5 separate regions of the Homo sapiens genome follow, and regions 2, 3, 4 and 5 are each linked to region 1. The links are chromatin contacts, found by Hi-C or POLR2A ChIA-PET in ENCODE. All regions are on one chromosome and are shown on one strand. Each heading gives the region's core, a stretch centred on a gene start or an enhancer-like site at or near the end of the contact. The rest is flanking DNA. Distances are from core to core; before and after follow the strand shown.

The links. Hi-C counts contacts between places; a loop is a spot of excess contacts on that map. ChIA-PET counts read pairs that join two places held with the same protein, here RNA polymerase II (POLR2A). Pooled maps may share reads with other maps.
Region 2: a loop to region 1 is called in a pooled map, with 5 times the contacts of the local background. The contact joins the enhancer-like site here to the promoter of ZBTB1 in region 1. A Hi-C loop is called at or near these places in 2 of 37 single-sample maps with no recorded cell type and 6 of 50 pooled maps. POLR2A ChIA-PET finds 5 or more read pairs at or near these places in 3 of 52 experiments (HepG2, OCI-LY7 and PC-9).
Region 3: a loop to region 1 is called in a map of gastrocnemius medialis, with 7 times the contacts of the local background. The contact joins the enhancer-like site here to the promoter of ZBTB1 in region 1. A Hi-C loop is called at or near these places in 1 of 168 maps with a recorded cell type or tissue (gastrocnemius medialis). POLR2A ChIA-PET finds 5 or more read pairs at or near these places in 1 of 52 experiments (K562).
Region 4: a map of B cell shows a loop between it and region 1 (9-fold over the local background). The contact joins the promoter of FUT8-AS1 here to the promoter of ZBTB1 in region 1. A Hi-C loop is called at or near these places in 1 of 168 maps with a recorded cell type or tissue (B cell) and 10 of 50 pooled maps. POLR2A ChIA-PET finds 5 or more read pairs at or near these places in 1 of 52 experiments (CD4-positive, alpha-beta memory T cell).
Region 5: a loop to region 1 is called in a pooled map, with 1.9 times the contacts of the local background. The contact joins the enhancer-like site here to the promoter of ZBTB1 in region 1. A Hi-C loop is called at or near these places in 2 of 50 pooled maps. POLR2A ChIA-PET finds 5 or more read pairs at or near these places in 4 of 52 experiments (CD4-positive, alpha-beta T cell, HepG2, OCI-LY7 and 1 more).

The regions. Positions count from the first base shown.
Region 1 is chr14:64,503,063-64,506,317 of GRCh38, reverse strand. It overlaps ZBTB1 (zinc finger and BTB domain containing 1), which reads right to left and starts at 1,548. Exons shown (of 2, transcript NM_001123329.2): 1 at 1,372-1,548. ZBTB25 (zinc finger and BTB domain containing 25) reads left to right here and starts at 2,480. Exons shown (of 3, transcript NM_006977.5): 1 at 2,480-2,657. RefSeq lists silencers at 1,239-1,348, 1,459-1,718, 2,319-2,748 and enhancers at 1,438-2,108, 2,209-2,298, 3,069-3,168, 3,229-3,255.
Region 2 is chr14:65,300,859-65,304,256 of GRCh38, reverse strand. No RefSeq gene overlaps it. Among named protein-coding and RNA genes, the nearest start is that of MIR4708, 33 kb to the left of the region's middle. RefSeq lists a silencer at 1,206-1,305 and enhancers at 1,786-1,855, 1,876-1,975. Within about 2 kb of position 1,661, at least 10 of the 41 ENCODE cell types and tissues checked have a DNase peak (open chromatin) inside an H3K27ac peak, as active enhancers do; they include OCI-LY7 and PC-9, where a contact is called at or near this core.
Region 3 is chr14:65,033,518-65,036,899 of GRCh38, reverse strand. The region is part of intron 9 of CHURC1-FNTB (CHURC1-FNTB readthrough); the gene reads right to left. All of the region lies in intron 7 of FNTB (farnesyltransferase, CAAX box, subunit beta), which reads right to left. It also overlaps a transcript of MAX not described here. Among named protein-coding and RNA genes, the nearest start is that of MIR4706, 9.5 kb to the left of the region's middle. Within about 2 kb of position 1,724, at least 9 of the 41 ENCODE cell types and tissues checked have a DNase peak (open chromatin) inside an H3K27ac peak, as active enhancers do.
Region 4 is chr14:65,411,251-65,414,814 of GRCh38, reverse strand. It overlaps FUT8-AS1 (FUT8 antisense RNA 1), which reads left to right and starts at 2,198. Exons shown (of 1, transcript NR_024334.1): 1 at 2,198-3,564. It overlaps FUT8 (fucosyltransferase 8), which reads right to left and starts at 2,085. Exons shown (of 11, transcript NM_001371533.1): 1 at 1,601-2,085. RefSeq lists enhancers at 780-1,344, 2,587-2,906 and silencers at 1,267-1,456, 1,467-1,586, 1,887-2,046.
Region 5 is chr14:63,894,283-63,897,935 of GRCh38, reverse strand. All of the region lies in intron 1 of SYNE2 (spectrin repeat containing nuclear envelope protein 2), which reads right to left. Among named protein-coding and RNA genes, the nearest start is that of SYNE2, 43 kb to the right of the region's middle. Within about 2 kb of position 1,540, at least 21 of the 41 ENCODE cell types and tissues checked have a DNase peak (open chromatin) inside an H3K27ac peak, as active enhancers do.

The DNA of each region.
Region 1 (3,255 bases), core at 299-2,798:
CGGGTGATCCACCCGCCTCGGCCTCCCAAAGTGTTGGGATTACAGGCGTGAGCCACTGCGCCCGGCCCAGTTTCCTGTTTCTTTAAGAGGAGGAACCCCCTTTCTAGCTCCCAAAGTCATCCAGTTATTATTGAGACTTTATTAGATATCCAGCAAGTGATTCAAAAGCAAAGTTTTGAGGTTCTGAGCAAATGTTGGCCAGCCATCATTCAAGCCTCATCTTTTTGTACTCAATTTTCCCCGTTTCTCCACATCATATCTATCTGCACTGACAAAATTTCATAGAATCTAATTTCTCCGTTTCAAAGAAGGCTGTGATTGCTCTGTAAATTATGAGACCTGCATCCTTCACCAAATCTGCTTCAGAGACATTGATCCTACGTTGCCTCAAAAAGCCTCGGACCACTCCTTGGGTTCGAGTGTCAAAGGGAACACTATTTCTTGTACTGATACATACCGTATGGAAATACACTAACACCAATGAAGAATCTGCGTGCACTGCCACACTGAAATTCGACTTAAGAACGTTATCACACACAAATGTCCTATCCCCAGAAAACGTCAAGGATTTTCATCAACCTCTTCCTGATTCGCCCAATTTAGAAAATGTCATGTCAACCCTTCAGATCATGTACACGCGTTGCTTAGGTAGAAAGGGAGACTGGGTGGGGTGGCTGAGCTCAGACCCTGCCTACATACTTTAGTAGTAACGACTCCCGATCTGCATCCAACACATTTACCGAACTTCTAGTAAGCGCCCACCGCTGCAAGCGAAAGCACTCCCTTCCCAAGAAACAGATCTTTTCCACTTAAAATTCCCAAACTCAGACCTTCCACTTTTTACTGAACAAAAAGCGTGTGTGCCGGCGAGAGGGGGTGGGAAACAGCGTAACAAGAATTTGCACGGATCTTACGCCTCCTCCCTCGGAGCGCGCCCAAGTCTGCAGCCTCGGGCTCCGGGACACTTCCCCTCCCACCCGCCGCCGAGCCGCAGCTGTAAGTTGAGAGAAGCGGGCTCTAGGCACGTCAATCAACCGGGTTCTCCCGCCTCCCGTCTACACCTCCCCTCCCCCCTCGAAAAAAATAAAGGCAGAGAAAGAAAGAAAAGAAGGTAACTAATTTGGGAACTAGTCTCCGTAGGGGCTTCGCCTCCGACTCAGGGAGGCCGCACGCCCGGGACCTGACGCGCCGGCAACAAGCAGGCGGCCTGGCAGCCGCCCGTCACCGGGTCCTCGCAGCGCGTCCGCCGCGCTCCGGCTCCCCGCACGGATCGGCGCCCCTCCGGCCCCGCACTCCGCCAGGCCCGCGGCCCGTCGCCCTCCGGCCTGGGCCAAAGTTGCGCAAATAGCCCCACAACTGGCAAATACTTACCGGCCGCAACAGGAACCAGAGCTGCGGAGATTTTAGGGAGTTTAAGGCAAATCAGCCGCGGGAAAGGCGGGCGAAGGCGAAGGGGCCGCGAGCTGCAGTGGCGGCGGCGCGCGGCGCTCGGCGCTCGGGCTGGGCTGCGCGGAGAGGCTCTGGCTCTGCCAGGGACTGTGCTGCAACAAAGGACTTCCGCTGCCGCACAGCCGCGCCTGCCGCACCGCACTGAGCCGGCCCCGCTTACGCGGCGACTCCGGGTCTGCCCACCAGTTCGCTGCGGCGTCCGCCAGCCTTCCCCTCCCTCTCGCCCGCCCACCCACTCTGCCGCTGGCTGCTAGGGGCACCCGCGGTCGCCTGTTTGTTGCAACAAGTTTCTGCGTCGAGCTCCGAGGAGGCTGGCGCAACCCGCACCGCGGGGGCCGTCGCGGCGGCGGCGGCTTGACCACCCCTCTTGCCCCTCTCAAGGGTAGGCTTGGGACCTCCTCCTCCTCCTGTTTGCACAGCTGGATGGAACTGGGCTCCTCCCGACTCCCCAGGGCAGGATGCGAGGCTGCTTTCCCACTCCGTCCAGATGTCAGACCCCTGCCCGTTGGGCCCAGCAGCTGGGCCGTCACTCGCGGTCCGCCTCGAGTGCTCCGGCAACCTCGCCCTGCCCCGTCGGTTCAGGGTCGCCCAGTCCCCGCGCCCCCCCGACCCCACCTTCCGTGGGCCTGCTGCCTCTGGCCCTGAGTCACTTCCCCCGCCATGCCCCACCTCGCCCAGTCCGCCTCTCCACCCAGGCTCCCGCGGCTCGGCCTCCCTGGCCCCGCGCCCTCATCCCTTCCCCAGCGAACACGCGGGCGCATCCTTCCCCACCCCCACCTTCACCCCAGAACTGAGGGGGTGCCTGTGCTTTTGCACACCCTGGGGAAAGTCCCCGGGTCACGCGGTTGTTTGTGGGGAGCCTGTGACGCTCAGGCTTGTCCCTATGCTTCCGCCTACAGAGTCACAACTGCGAACTGTGGCGGCGGCACTCAGAGCGCGGGCCGACCCCCGCCCGGCCACTGAGGCGGGCGGGCGGGAGGGCGCGCACGTACGCACGCACGCACGCACGCACACCCCGGCCCTGGCGCCCCTCTTTCCCCTGCTACCAGACACGCGGTCACGTGGGGCCATCGCGGGCTGCCGGCGCGGGAAGCCGCGCGAGAGGCGGCCGAGGGGTGCGTGAGCCGGCGCCACTGCTTGCAGTGCGCGGCTTGGGAGCCCGCCCCTCCTGCACGGAGGAGTCGGCCTGCCGCCGCGGCGGCATCTGGGTAAGCGACGCGGTCCTGCCCCTGTGGGCTGCCCCGGGCTCAGTCCCTCCTGCCGCGAGCCACCCAGGGCGGCGGCCTGCAGCTGCACCAGTCGCGGGACAGATGCAAGTAGCTGGGGAGAGGGGTGTTTTTGGTCCGATTGAGATGTCAGGCAGGGCACAGGAGGAAAATACATCCGCGAGTGAGCGCTGGGCCGACAATACCCAGAACCACCCTTTGCTGCTCGTAGGAGCGGCTGCCGGGGCCTGATTCAGGGTGGCACACGGGGTGCCGCGAAGGTGCAGAGCCGTCCCGGCCGCGGGTCCGGGTGCGACCCCCAGCAGGAAACCCCAGTAGGCCTGCGGCCTCCCTCGGGTAGCGCCGACCCCTCTTACGAGCGGGCGACTTTCCAGATGCTGGGAGGACGCTGCGGCTACTGTTTCCACTCCCAGCTTGTGATTACCTCGTTTCTAGGGCAAGAAGACATCCCCCCCTTTTCTATCTTCAAATTATGTTTATCTTGTTCTAAGCATATCCGGTTTTTCTTTTTGAAGCTTGACCCATCTTATCACCGTCTTCTCTGGCACTCAGTATTTGGAGTAATCAGTTGTTACCAGTT
Region 2 (3,398 bases), core at 412-2,911, 800 kb before region 1:
GGGAGAGAGGATAAGGAGGGGAAACTCTTCACAGAAAAATGTTCTTTCTCTCTAGATCCACGGGCTCCTTATTCTTCACACGTCTGACTTGATCCTTTGCTTCTTCCAGATTCAGACCTTTCTTGTAAGTGGTCCCTTCCCGAGTCCCAGTGTGCTCATTCTTCCAGGGGCTCGTAGTTACTGCCTTGAGGGAACCGTTTGGGTGTCAGCCACCTGACCCCAGGTTACAAGCAGAGGAGCCACAATTAGCCTCTATTCAAACAAAGGATTCCATCTATAGAAGCTCATTTGTTTTCCTCGCTGCAGCTGGCTGGGCTGGGGGGCTGGGGGGCTGGGAGGGGGTTTCTCTGTCACTTTTTTCTTAAACTTTTCCTTTACATCCAGGAAATGACCAGTTCATTACAGTTAAAGAGTAAGTTAGGGGCCGTCCCAGCAACCAGCCAGCTCCTTGTATTTCGGGCTTTTTGTTCCATTAAAATACCAGAAGAGCTGTTTCATTCGGGCACTCCCTTTCCGGGGCTTGAAGAGAACCCAGAGGTGATTTCCAGCCATGGGTCTCCCTGTGAGCCTTGTAAACCCTCAAAATCACCACCCTCCCCTTGTATCAGGAAGCTTAGGGCAAACACCTCCAGCTCTAGTGAAAGCTGGATTTCCTACCCGCCTCCCACCCCTAACCCTCCAGCCCCATCCCCAAAGTACCACTGGATTCTGGAGTCAGATGAGCCCCAGCTGTGTCGCTTCCTAGCTTCGTGCTCATGGGCAAGTCAGTTAAACTCTCTGAGCCTCAGAAGGGAATAATGATAATGGTGATACCAACTCGGAAGGTTTGCAGAGATTAAAACCCAGTGGGATTTGTAAATGATGCTTAATAGACTTTAAAAGCCTATTTAAAGTTAGACAGCATCATTTCTCAGAATGCTGGGCTAGAGAGGAGCTTTTAAGATTTTTTCTTGTGTGCCTAGAATGTAAGCATCTGCAATGGCACTTCTAACACCCCTGGTGAGGGAGTCCTAATCAAATAAGGGTGGGTCTACTTGTCATGTGTCCTTCAAAGAGTTAAATACTAAAAAGAAACTTGCAAACCTTAAGGGAACCTCAGTGCTGGACACAGTGGGAGAAAATCTATCTCCGTTTCCTGATGGTTCTGGGTAACTGTGTGAACTTAAGAGGCTTAAGAAGACATAGGAAACAGTCACACCTGCCTCACAGATGATCTGAGTTGACAGTCACCCACAGCCCCCAAAGTTGTGGTGGCCTAGGAATGACAGCACAGAAAATCACCCCAGTTTCAGTCTGACTGGACCCCACCCTGCTCCCTCCCACCCCATCCCCTTCTGCCCTCTTTATTCTTGTCTCTCTGAATTGACAGTGGGTCAGGTCTGTCCAGAAAGGGTTAACCTTCAGGCTGTCGGCCAGGTGATTACTAAACTGGAGCCCTGACTTTTATTTACTGGCACATAAATCTTTGCTTTGACAATTGTGTCTGAGTGTTTTAACGCCTAGCTGGCCCTGCTGGAGTTTGTTTGACCATGTTTTGAAAAGTGACTTCAGTGCTTGTGGTAGTAATTGGCCTGGCACCACGAGCTGGCGACACGGCAGCGTGATGGACTGCAGCAATTTGAACTCAGCAGCTGATTTATTTTCTGTGGCTTTCTGCTTCTGCTGCTTCTGGTACTGCAAAGGCATGAAGTGGTCAAAGCCAACATGGGGCCCAGGGCCTTCTATCTGGTAGGTATGCATGGCGTGTGGAGGTGGTGTTTTTCTGCTAGATGTCCTTCTAGAAATGGCCAGGAATTTTCCAATGGCTCATGATAGAAAAGCCTCCTATGTAGTGTTTGGCCTGTGATAGTCCTTTGGGTTCAGTGTCTACCAGGTTGACCTGAGATACGCTTTGCATATCTCAGTGTAGACATAAACCCGAATGAGAACAAGCAGAGAAGATTTATGGAGAGCTCTCTATAGCGAGGGAGTCAGCCACTAGCACTTGGTTTTAGCAGATAGTCAAAGTCAGGCGGGGGAGTAGGCAAGCTTTAGAGTGAGAAAAAAAGGGGAGGGCTTCAGGTGTGCTCTGATAGGAGGTTGTTGGCATGAAAGAGCTGGAGGCAGGCTACTGAGAAGCAGGGTGCCCTATAGAATTGGTGTAGAGAGCATATCTGGCTTTCTCTGGTTGGTCCTGAGTTGGAAGGAGGGCCAAAATTTAGGGAACCTGGCAATGATTGACCAAGTCCTGACTGGGGGCTGATTGCTATAGAGGCTGTGGTTTGGCTTCCTGGGCTGGTCGCTACAGAGGCTGTGGATCAGAGTTCAGTTTTCATATATGGTCTGGCCATTGTCCATTTGCATATTTGGTCTCTCGATGGAGACTAAATTTGAGAATCCTGGTCAGTCTGGATTACGTTGGCATGGTTAAGCTGCTGCCTAGTAAAAATGTATTGCGCAGATGTTTATCATAGCGGTAGTTATAATTGCAAAAAAACACAAAACATAAAACAAGGCTGGAAACAGCCAGAATAGTCAATTTTATAGAATTAAAATTAAGGTGTACCCACATTGCGCTAAACTTTAAAAGTGAAGACATTCTAATGACATTGGAAATGTTTATAAATGTGATGCAAAATGACAACTTGATTCAAAAATCATACATACTATGTAATTTTAGGTATAAACAGAGGTTGGAGAGTCTTCCTGGCCCTTAATTTTTAGGTAAGATGTCCTCAAATACCCGTCACAGGGGTATAGGCAGTCCATTACCCCCCTGGGATTTCTGAAAACTTTCTGAAGATGCATACAATCGTCCTATGCATACAATCACCCAGGCTGTGAGCTCCTACTTCCCCAGGATTATTTAAATTCTGGAATATTGGCTCATCACCTGTCACACGCTGCCTCTAACCTATGCCATGTCAATCCAGTTGTAGAGCTCAGTTCTTTCCTTAATTTCAACAAAAACTCAGTCACCTAAGGCTTTGCATAGAGCAGAGGTATCCAATCTTTTGGCTTCCCTGGGCCACATTGGAAGAAGAAGAATTGTCTTGGGCCACACATAAAATACACTAACACTAACGATAGCTGATGAACTAAAAAAAAAAAAAAAAAAAAATGGTCCGTGCATAAATCTCATAATGTTTTAAGAGAGTATACAAATTTGTGTTGGGCCACATCCAAAGCCGTCCTGGGCCACATGCAGTCCGTAGGCCGCGGTTTAGACAAGCTTGGCATGGAGGGATTTATATCCTGCTAGGCATACTAAAAAATCAATATTGTTAGCTGGGTGTGGTGGCTCACACCTGTAATCCCAGCACTTTGGTAGCTGAGGTGGGTGGATCACTTGAAGTTAAGCGTTTTGGACCAGTCTGGGCAACAAAGCGAGATCCTTTCTCTACACTAAATTTATACAC
Region 3 (3,382 bases), core at 475-2,974, 530 kb before region 1:
TTGGGAGGCTCAGGAGGGCAGATCACTTGAGGTCAGGAGTTTGAGACCAGCCTGGCCAGTATGACGAGACCCTGTCTCTACTAAAAATACAAAAATTAGTCAGGCATGGTGGCAGGCACCTGAGGTTGCAGTGAGCTGAGATTACGCCACTGCACTCCAACCTGGGTGACAGAGCAAGACTCCATCACACACAAAAAGAATAAAGATTCCAAGCCGCTAAAGAAGGACAGGATGGGGATAGAAAAAGAGAGACAGAAGAAAAAAACATACAGAGAATTAAGAATCACAATGGCACTGCCAGGTAGTACAGCACAGTGGAATCCATTTGATTTCTCTGTATTTCTGCTTAATATAAAATTTAAAGGCTGGGTGTGGTGGCTCACGCCTATAATCCCAGCACTTTGGGAGGCTGAGGCAGGCGGATTGCTTAAGCTCAGGGGTTTAAGACCAGCCTGGGCAACATGGGAAAACCCCGTCTCTACTAAAAACACAAAAATTAGCCAGGTGTGGTGGCATACACCTGCAGTCCTGGCTACTTGGAAAGCTGAAGCAGGAGGATCACTTGAACCCAGGAGGTCAAGGCTGCAGTGAGCCAAGATCACGCCACTGCACTCCAGCCTGGGTGACGAAGTGAGACCCTCTTTCAAAAAATAAATAAATTAAATTAAATTAATTAAATTCAGTATCCCACCACTTGACATATAAGGAAACTATGACACAGAGCAGTGGAATAACTTGTCCAAGCACAAAGCTAATTAGAAATGGCAGGCTGGCCATCGTGGCTCACACCTGTAATTCCAACACTTTGTGGGGCTGAGGCAGGAAGATTGCTTGAAACCAGGAGTTCAAGACCAGCCTGGGCAACACAGTGAGACTCTGTCTTTACAAGACATTTTAAAAATTAGCTAGGTGTTGTGGTGCACACCTGTGGTCTCTGCTACTCAGGAGGCTGAGGTGGGAAGACTGCTTGAGCCCAGGAGGTCAAGGCTGCAGTGAGCCGTGATCATATCACTGCAATCCAGCCAGGGCAACAAGCAAGACCGTGTCTTCAAAGAAAAAAAAAAAAAGCTGGGCGCAGTGGCTCATGCCTGTAATCCTTGAACTTTGGTAGGTCAAGGTGGGTGGATAGCCTGAGCCCAGGAGTTCAAGCCCCACCTGGACAACACAGACAGATCCCATCTCTACAAATTTTTTTTTTAAACATTAGCTGGTTATGGTGGCACGCGCTTGTTGTCCCAGCTACTTAGGAGGTTGAGATGGGAGGATTGCTTGAGCCCAGGAGGTGGTGGCTGCAGCGAGCTGTGATCACACCACTACACTCCAGCTCGTGCAACAGAGCAAGACTCGGTCTCAAAAAAAGAAAGAGAGAATTGAAAGACAGAGGAAGAAAGAAGGAAGAGAAGAGGAAAGAAAGGGCAAAACTGGGATTCAAACCCAGGCTGTCTGAGTTCCGTATCTAGTCTGTGCCTAACCAGTCAACCCCCCTGCAAATGACAGCTGTACACTGAACAAAATACAAAAAAACAGCTTCCTGAGGGTTCAGCTGACTGAAAAAGGGCAGGCAGATTTTGGTGGAGTTTGAAACTTGGAACAGAGAACAGCATGCAGTTAGTCCCTCCCTTCCCCCACAACTTTTTCTCTCTGGTTTGCCCTCAGGATGGCAGCCATAGCCCAGGGCGGCAGCAGCAGGCCAGGGGTCAGGGGTCAGGGCGGGCAGCCAACACTCTAATGGGAAGCCAACCATCCTTCTGGCAGGAAGATGCAGGCTGCCAGAAACTGAGGACGAATCCAGAAACAGGAAAGTCAAAGAAGAAAAATCCCAAATTCTGCATTTAAACTCAGTTCAAGTTTCCACATACGTGCTGGGGAAACAAAGCAACTTCTAAGCAAGAACTGAGCTCTGAGCTGCTGCATGAGTGACAGTTTGTAGCTTGAGTCTGACCAAGTTGACTGCCTGCTAAACTGAAAACATCAACCCCTTTTGGGGCAAACCAACAGAATCCATACCGTTCTGTTGTATGACACCTCCACCATCATATCACAATGTCTAGGACACAACACAACATCACTCAGCACAGGAAGACTCATGGAGCTGACATGCCAACTCCAGGACACACAGATGTGGAAATTCCCAGACAAGCAATTTAAAGCAGACATTATAATTCCATACTTACCACAGCAAAATGAAGAAAAATGCACTCATAAAGAATAAAAAGATGGAAAATCTCAGCTGAGAAACACAAAATATAAAAGAGAACCAAACACAGGCAGTGCCTACTCTCCAGCTCTCAACTATAGCTGCCTTACCATTGAGCATGACAGTCCTCAATGAACTCTGGTTACTATTATCAGCCTTATTAACAATGACATTGGAAGCCAGAAGATAATGAAGCAATGCTTACAAAATTCAGAAAGACTACAGTTTATACCATTGCCAAGTTAGAAATCTCTAACCAAATAATTAAGTGTGAGATTAGAACACAGATACATGCAAGATATTAAAAATGTATCTCCCAGGTACCCTTTTTTGGGATCTGTTGGAGTACAATACTTCATGAAAATAAGAAAACCAAGAAAAAGGAGGACAGGGACTTCAACGAAGGAGAGAAATGAAGTGAATTTCATGCTGAAAGGAAGCTTCGGGATGCCTGCTGTGTAGCAAGCTGAGAGCAATCTGTCCAGACTGAAGCAGGAGGGCAGAGGGCTCCAGAAGGGGCAACTCAAAACGCACGTGTGCACAGAGACAGGTTACCTGAAGGGTTTGACTATGTTTAGAGTAATTTTTTATAGCTCTGACAGACAATTTGGGAAGGAATTCATAAGTACATTCATGATATATCCATTAACTCCAGGAAAATGAAACTCATACAAAAAAGTAAACATGATCTCAGCATATCATCTGGTATCACTGTAAATTATATTTATATGGTAATACATACTACTTTGATAAAAATAAAATTTTTTTAACTAAAACAGTATCTCAGCTTGGCTATCATTCCATCATAGTATATATGTGTCTACTATACCTTTTGCTTCTTTTTTTGAGATGGAGTCTCGCCCTGTCGCCCAGGCTGGAGTGCAGTGGCGTGATCTCGGCTCACTGCAAGCTCCGCCTCCTGGGTTCACTCCATTCTCCTGCCTCAGCTTCCCGAGTAGCTGGGACTACAGGCGCCCGCCACCATGCCCAGCTAATTTTTTGTATTTTTAGTAGAGACGGGGTGTCACCATGTTAGCCAGGATGGTCTCGATTTCCTGACCTCATGATCCGCTTGCCCTGGCCTCCCAAAGTGCTGGAATTACAGGCGTGAGCCACCGCACCTGGCCTGCTTTTTTTAAACTATGAAATATTTGGAGCATCCAGGAAAGTACAGCAAACAAAATA
Region 4 (3,564 bases), core at 949-3,448, 910 kb before region 1:
ATTTTTGCATCTGTTTCTGCAATCTATGCAAGTTTCATTCCAGCTGTTCAGCTCTTGAATTCAAATAGAATTCTCAATTTATAAGGCAGCAAAAAGAAAATCCATGTCTTGGAACTACCTTTGTACGTGTCTTATAGCCTATTCATCTCTAACTCCCTGCATTTTTTACACACTAAACCTGTGAAATCACAATTACAAATGCTTGAATTCCCACCTTTTCAATACTACTGTAGTATTTACAAATCAAGTAATTAAGATTTTCTATACACATACCAGATTTCACAAGGACAGCAAGGTACAGGGCCTTATTATTTGGCATAGGGTTTTAAGATGTTTTTACAGTTATTTTAAAGAGCAGAGACTACAACTCCATTATTTCTCATATATCTGATATACTGTAGTGCTTAAATAATAATTTCTCTCCTAAAATACTTTCTATATGATGCACCTATTTAAAGAATTAGTCATAAAACATAGAATGTAAATTTAATCAAGAAAATAAACATGCACCTAACCGCCGGAATAACAAGAAAAAAAAAATCTATAATGAAACCTGCCTACAGTTTTCATAGAGGCAAGCCAGTTAAGTCAGTTACTTGAGATGCGTTTAACTCTAAACTGACACAAAACTTGTGTTGAATTTGTTCCGCAAAACCTTGAAATTTGGGGTTATGTACTACAGAATTTGGCTTTTCTGGGTCCACCTTCCTGAGTGGGTTTAAATAAACTGTGAATAATTAAAACATAGGAAGGAAAAAAACACCACCTGTCCGTGCCTTTAACCAAGGCCTCAATCTATATATTATATGGCAAAATGCTAAAATAAAAGCTCATCCGGGACAAACCCTAAGCATGACACTGCCACTTAAGAAATACACTGCGTCTCTGAAGATTGCAATCCCCACTGTGAAGAAAGAACAGGTGCTGCACCCGACAACCCACTCAATCCTGCAGGACAAACCTCCTAGAACTGATAAATATGGACTCATTTAACCTTCCCAAATAAGTTGATACTCAAAAGCCGCCAGCTCGTCATTTGCACATCAAAAGGGAGTACAGCTGCACTCAAGCCTTTAACTGCCCTGCATCAGTCCCTCGCGGATCTTTGTGAGGGTCCACTCCCTGCTTTCTAGCCCGAGCAGCACTCAGAAAGAGCCCATAACGCACGGGCATCTTCCTCCCCACAAACCGCGACTCCAGGGACCGAGCTGCTGACGAAGGGAAGGTAGGTGTGGAGGGGAAACGACGGACACCTCCCACCCCCGCCCCCAACCCTTCTCCTTCCCTAGGCTTTGGCCCCTGCCCTAGGCAAGGATGCGCGACGCCGAGGGCAGCAGCGGCGCAGCTCCGCGTCCCGGCTGGAGAGGCGGGCGCCCCTCACCCTCTGCCCGCGCCCCCGGGGCTGCGCCAAGGCATCCGCCAGAGCGTCCCGGGGGCTCCCTCCCCACTTTTCCGAGAGCCGCTGGTTAACCGGCAGCAGTTGCAGCAACAGGCCCGGGTGAACGAGCAGGGACAGCCGCGGAGCCTCCTCAGATCCCGCGCGCAGCCCAGCCCAAGACCCCGAGGCGCGCGGGGCCCGGCTCCCAAAACGCCCCCTTACCCCAGGCGGGAGCAGAGGCGGTCTCCGCCGCTCCCCGTCGCAGCTGCCAAAGCCACAGCCCTCAGCCGCAGCTGCCCCACGATGGGGGAGTGGGAAGGGTGGCTGAGTGGAGGATGCTACTCCCGACCGAACGGAGAGGAAGAAACGGAAACAGGAACCGCCGCCGCCGCTTAACGGAGCCTTCGGCGCCACTGACTGAGGCAGAGCGCGAGGCGGCGCGAGCCGGGCAGTCGCTGACAGCGCGAGACCGAGAGCGAGCTGGGTCCAGGGCGCGCGACCCTGAGCAGTGCCGGCCCCATTCCGCGGGGAGACGAAGGGACGGGTCGGCTGGGGCCAGGCGGCGGGGGTGGGATGGGGAGGGGGCCTGGAGAGGAGGGAACCGGCTGCTCGGGTCGGCCGGAGATAACGCGCGCACGCGCCGGAGCGGCTCTGACAACGAGCGCAGGCGGGGAAGCCTCGGCCAGCGCCGGCGTGCGCGCGCGAATGGGGGAGCGCGCCCCTCGGCGTTCCTGGCTTCTGGGAGAGGGCGCGCATGCGCCGGCCGCTGCCACCTACGGCGACCCTGGCATGTGCCAGGGATTCTCCCCGCCCCCTTCCTCGCTGCGCCGGTGGAGAGCGTAGCAGCAGCATCCACCGCCTAGCAGAGCCGCGGGCCACAGCGGGACGGCACAGTTCCAGCAGGGCAGCGGCTGCGCACGCCGGCTCCGGCTCGCACACAGGCGTAGGCCGCCCTCTACCGCCTGAAGGCCGGAGGCTGAGCGGGGCGCGAGCGGATCCTGGATCCCGGGAGGAGACTCGCCTCCAGAGAATGCTGTGCTCCCTACAGCGCCGGGAATGGACCGGCCCGTGCCAGCTCAGTCGGCGGCCCTAGGGGGCACCCGCACTAGAGGTTTTGAAGCTGGCTCCTTGCTACTTTTAGGGGTGCGCGCTGCTGCTGCTCAGCCCCTGCAGCCCGCATTTGGCCGCTTGACTGCTGCTTCCAGCGCGATCCTACAATGGCATCGCTCCCCCAGGAGACTCAGCGAAGCCCTACTTTATCTTGTAAGAGCTGTTTCCACATTCACTCGAAGAGAAAGACCCCCCCCACGAGGGCCTGAGTTCGATGCCCGGCCTCTCCCGACCCGCGGCTGCGACAGCCCCTCTGAGGCGGAAGTTTATTTAGTACGGGAAAGAGAACAGCACGGGGAGAGGGGAGAGGCTTTGCCCTAGGATGCGTCCTACCCGCTCGGACTCGGAAAATTCCCGGCGCCCGCGATGCAGAGCAGTGGACCGAAGGGCTGCCCCAGAGCAGCCCAGACCGCCAGCTGAGCGGGAGGACCGGAGCGCGCCGCCCCAGCACACAAAGTAGTCGCGGGACGAGGGGTGCCGCCGAGGCCAATCAGAGCTGCGCGCCGCGTGAGTGGAGTGCGAGCCGGCCAATCAGAGGGCCGGAAGATGAGCTTCCCGTTCCAAACTCTTCCCTGTAGCCTTGGGACCCAGATCCCAAGCCTGGGGCGCTTTACGGTGGGAGAGCGAAATGGTGCCCTTAAGACAAGAATCATTTCTCTAGGCTTGGGCATTTTAAAGTACATACCGGGGATACTTATCCCAAAGCAAGTAGCGGCGGCCTTTTAGATGTTAAATATTAAAAGATCACAGAAAGGAGATTTAAGAGGCAGTGGCCTGTCAAGGTTGCAATCTGCCTAATATTCATAAATTCACATATTTATTGAGACCTTCTTATGTACCAGGAACTCTATCACAGATACACAAATAAGGTACTGCTGATTCAAAAGAAAATCCCTTGTCCTCAAGCAGCTCAGGTTGTGAGGGAGGCTTTCCTAGACCTTGAGACTCGTATTTATTGTCAGCTCTTTAAACAAAAAGCACTCTATGAAGTGCTGTACTTTACAGTCGTTTTTATGATTATCTCCCTGTGAGAAAAGAAAATTGAAAGGAAAGTAGAGTGACTTGTCCAAGATCAC
Region 5 (3,653 bases), core at 291-2,790, 610 kb after region 1:
TTTGCAAAACATGCTCGCTGTTCCTCTGGGTAGGAATGCTGAGAAATTTTGAAGTAGAGAAGAATGAACGGAGCTCTCATCATCTGACTTCATTTTTCTCAGGAAAATAAGAGCTGAGGTCATCTCCTGGGAGCAGGAGCAGGGGGAGCATGGGTGGTGTGGGGTCCTTGAGGAATAAACAATGCTTGGAACAGGCCAGTTAAGAACACAAACCAACCAACCAAAGAAGCATACAAGGATTGTGAGGGCAGCTGAAGGCCCACTGAGGCCAGAACAGCACCGGCTGCGAATGAACCCAAATGGCATGCTGGGTCCAAGGTTGGCCCAGGAGGGCTCAGCAAAGATGTTCTCACATCTGCCTGATGCTCATTTCTGCCAACTAAAAAATCCTGTAAAAGTGCATGTATACACAAGGAGACACATTCAAGAATAATCAGGGTAGAACTGTTTGTAAGGAAAAAAGTGGAAATAATCTAATACTGTCAGCAGAGAAACAGATAAACTGTCGCTGATTCATGCAGAAGTGAAGACTATTCACAGCTAAAATGAATGAACAGCCAATATCAGCATGGATAGATATCAGAACTACAAAGGTGGGGAAACGAGCCAGCACAAAGGATAGACATGCTATGAAGTCATATGTCCTTTATGTAAATTTATTTATTTATTTATTTATTTATTTAGAGATAGGGTCTCACTCTGTCGCCCAGGCTGGAGTGCAGTGGCACAAGCTCAGCTCACTGCAATCTCCACCTCCCGGGTTCAAGCAATTCTCCTGCCTCAGCCTCCCAAGTAGCTGAAATTACAGGTATGCACCACCATGCCTGGCTAAATTTTGTATTTTTTGGTAGAGACAAGGTTTCACCATGTTGGCCAGGCTGGTCTCAAACTCCTGATGACAGGTGATCTGCCTGCCTTGGCCTCCCAAAGTGCTGGAATTACAGGTGTGAGCCACTGCGCCAGGCCATTTATATACATTTTAAACACACGCATGAACACATATACAGTAAAAGAACAAAAACATGCTAAGGCAGGATACCCACCACTTCACAGAGTGGAGGGCAAAGGACTGGGAGGACAGACTTCAGCTATATAGTTTACTTAGTTAAACATCTAAGTAGGGAGTCCATTATCAATGTTTAAAATAGTCATTATTAACTCTTTAAAATTTTAACAGAATTCTATGTAAGTTAGAGAAATGAGAGGAAATGGCTGAAAGAGCACTAGACTTAGAGTCAGGAGAACTCGGCTGTAGTCCCAGCTTCTCCACTGACCACTCGGCCTTGGGCAATCATCAGCTTCTCCAAGGTCCTGTTTCTTCATCTGTTAAATGAGGGTAATGATTTTGTCCAGGCCAACATTCAGACTTTCAGATTCCTGCCAAGGAATCTAACCCAAAGTTCTCCGCCACGCATTTACAAACACTGGATTACAAGAAACAATATTCATAGAGGAATGCCTGAAACAGAGTCCACCCATTCCTGGATGTTGTCTTTGGATCCTGTCCAGCTGCCAGGGAGCCATGAACCTGAACTGCATTGTTCTACCCCTTCAGAGAACTGCTTTTATTAAAATGTATTTCAGTGTGATCCCACAAGCCTTACTATGCAGGATATGATAGGAAAAAGTCAAGAGAAACCTACCATTGTACTCTTTCTACAGGAGTTCGGGAGTACACAGCCCATAAACCAGTGTTCCTTTTATGAGAACATGCTATGGAAAATTCTCTCAGGTCTCAGTACCAAGAAAAACTGTGATCCTAGGCATCTATTCTTTTAATTTAATGAACATGTTATTTTTATAAACAAGGTTTCCCTCCCTTTTTTGGCTGCTACAGCCGATCTCTAGCAACTACAAATGACTTTATAGAAAATAAGTTGCTTTACCACTGTCTACATCCACCTATCCCTATTTTTCCTTCATTCCAATGTCCTCATCTATTTTTTCTTCTATAGAATTTTATGTTTCTCTATAAAGTGCTTCAAACTTTTCCCTGGAATAAGAGAGGATATAAATAAATTAAGTCACAGACTTTCTGTAAGGACAAGATGATTATCTCATTTAGTATGTAGCATGTTGAAATTACAAAATTGTAATGAAATTTTGTAATGAAATTACAAAAATGTAAATTTTTTCTAGGTTTTTTTTTTTTTTTTTTTTGGAGATTTGGAGACAGGGTCTCACTCTGTCACCCAGGCTGGAGTACAGTGCACAATTTCAACTCACTGCCACCTTTGCCTCCTGGACTCAAGCCATCCTCCCACCTCAGCCTCTTGAGTACCTGGGACAATAGGCACACACCACCTGCCCAGCTAATTTCTGAATTTTTTTTTTTTTTTTTTTTTGATAGAGACAGGATCTTGCCATGTTGCCCAGGCTGGTCTCAAACTCCCAGGCTTAAGTGACCCATGCACTTTGGCCTCCAAAGTGCTAGGATTACAGGTGTGAACCACCCTTCCTGGGCCACAAATGTAAATTGTTATTCATTGGTGAGAAAGAAAAAATTGGTAGTAGAAAATGGAAATTTGGCCAGGTGCAGTGGCTCACGCCTGTAATCCCAGCACTTTGGGAGGCCAAGGCAGGCAGATCACAAGGTCAGGAGTTCAAGACCAGCCTGGCCAATATGGTGAAACCCTGTCTCTACTAAAAATAAAAAAAAAAAAATTAGCCAGGGGTGGTGGCGGGCGCCTGTAGTCCCAGCTACTCTGGAGGCTGAGGCAGGAGAATCACTTGAACCCAGGAGGCGGAGGTTGCAGTGAGCCAAGATCATGCCACTGCACACCACCTAGGCAACAGAGAGAGACTTCATCTCAAAAAAAAAAAAAAGAAAAGAAAATGGAAATTTATGTGCTTTCAATAAATGAGATTATCTTAATATTTCTCAATGCCATATCACTTGAAGACAGCTAGATCCCAGCTGTAAGCTCTAGGAAGAGGCCTAATTTGTAGACAACATGCTAAAGCATCCCTACGGAAAACACAGGAATGACTTTGTGACCTACTATCATTTCTGCCAGATTTATGTCCCATCACTCTTGAACTAAACGTGTATCACCAATAGCCGGAGTCCCATAGAAAGCCTGAATCAACAGAGTCTTGCCTACAAGCAACAGATTAACAATGTTTCTAGGGTAGTATGGAACAGAGTAATGGAGAGAGAGAACGTAGTGAGGGCCATAATGAATTATTATTCATAATAAAAATATATTCCTAAGGACACTTTACATCAAAGAATATATTTGTAATGATTATACTCCTGGTGAATATACTTATTCTGCCTTCCCTCCATTCCCTCATTCTGCCCCTCAATCTCCTCTCTGGGAGAACAGCAGTCCAGGCTCTGCAGTGTATTTTTATCTACCTCTGCCCCAGCACACTCCCGTTCCAGCAATGCAAACACATGTTATTTTATAATGGCCGGATGCAGTGGCTCACACCTGCAATCCCAGCACTTTGGAGGCCACGGCAGGAGGATCCCCTGAGGCCAGGAGTTCAAGACCAGCCTGGGCAACATAGCAAAATGCCATTTCTAGAAAAAAAAATTGTTTTTAATTAGCAGGGCATGGTGGAGCATGCCTATAGTCCTAGCTGCTCAAGACGCTGAGGCAGGAGGACAGTTTGAGCCCAGGAGCTTAATTAGGGCTGCAGTGAGC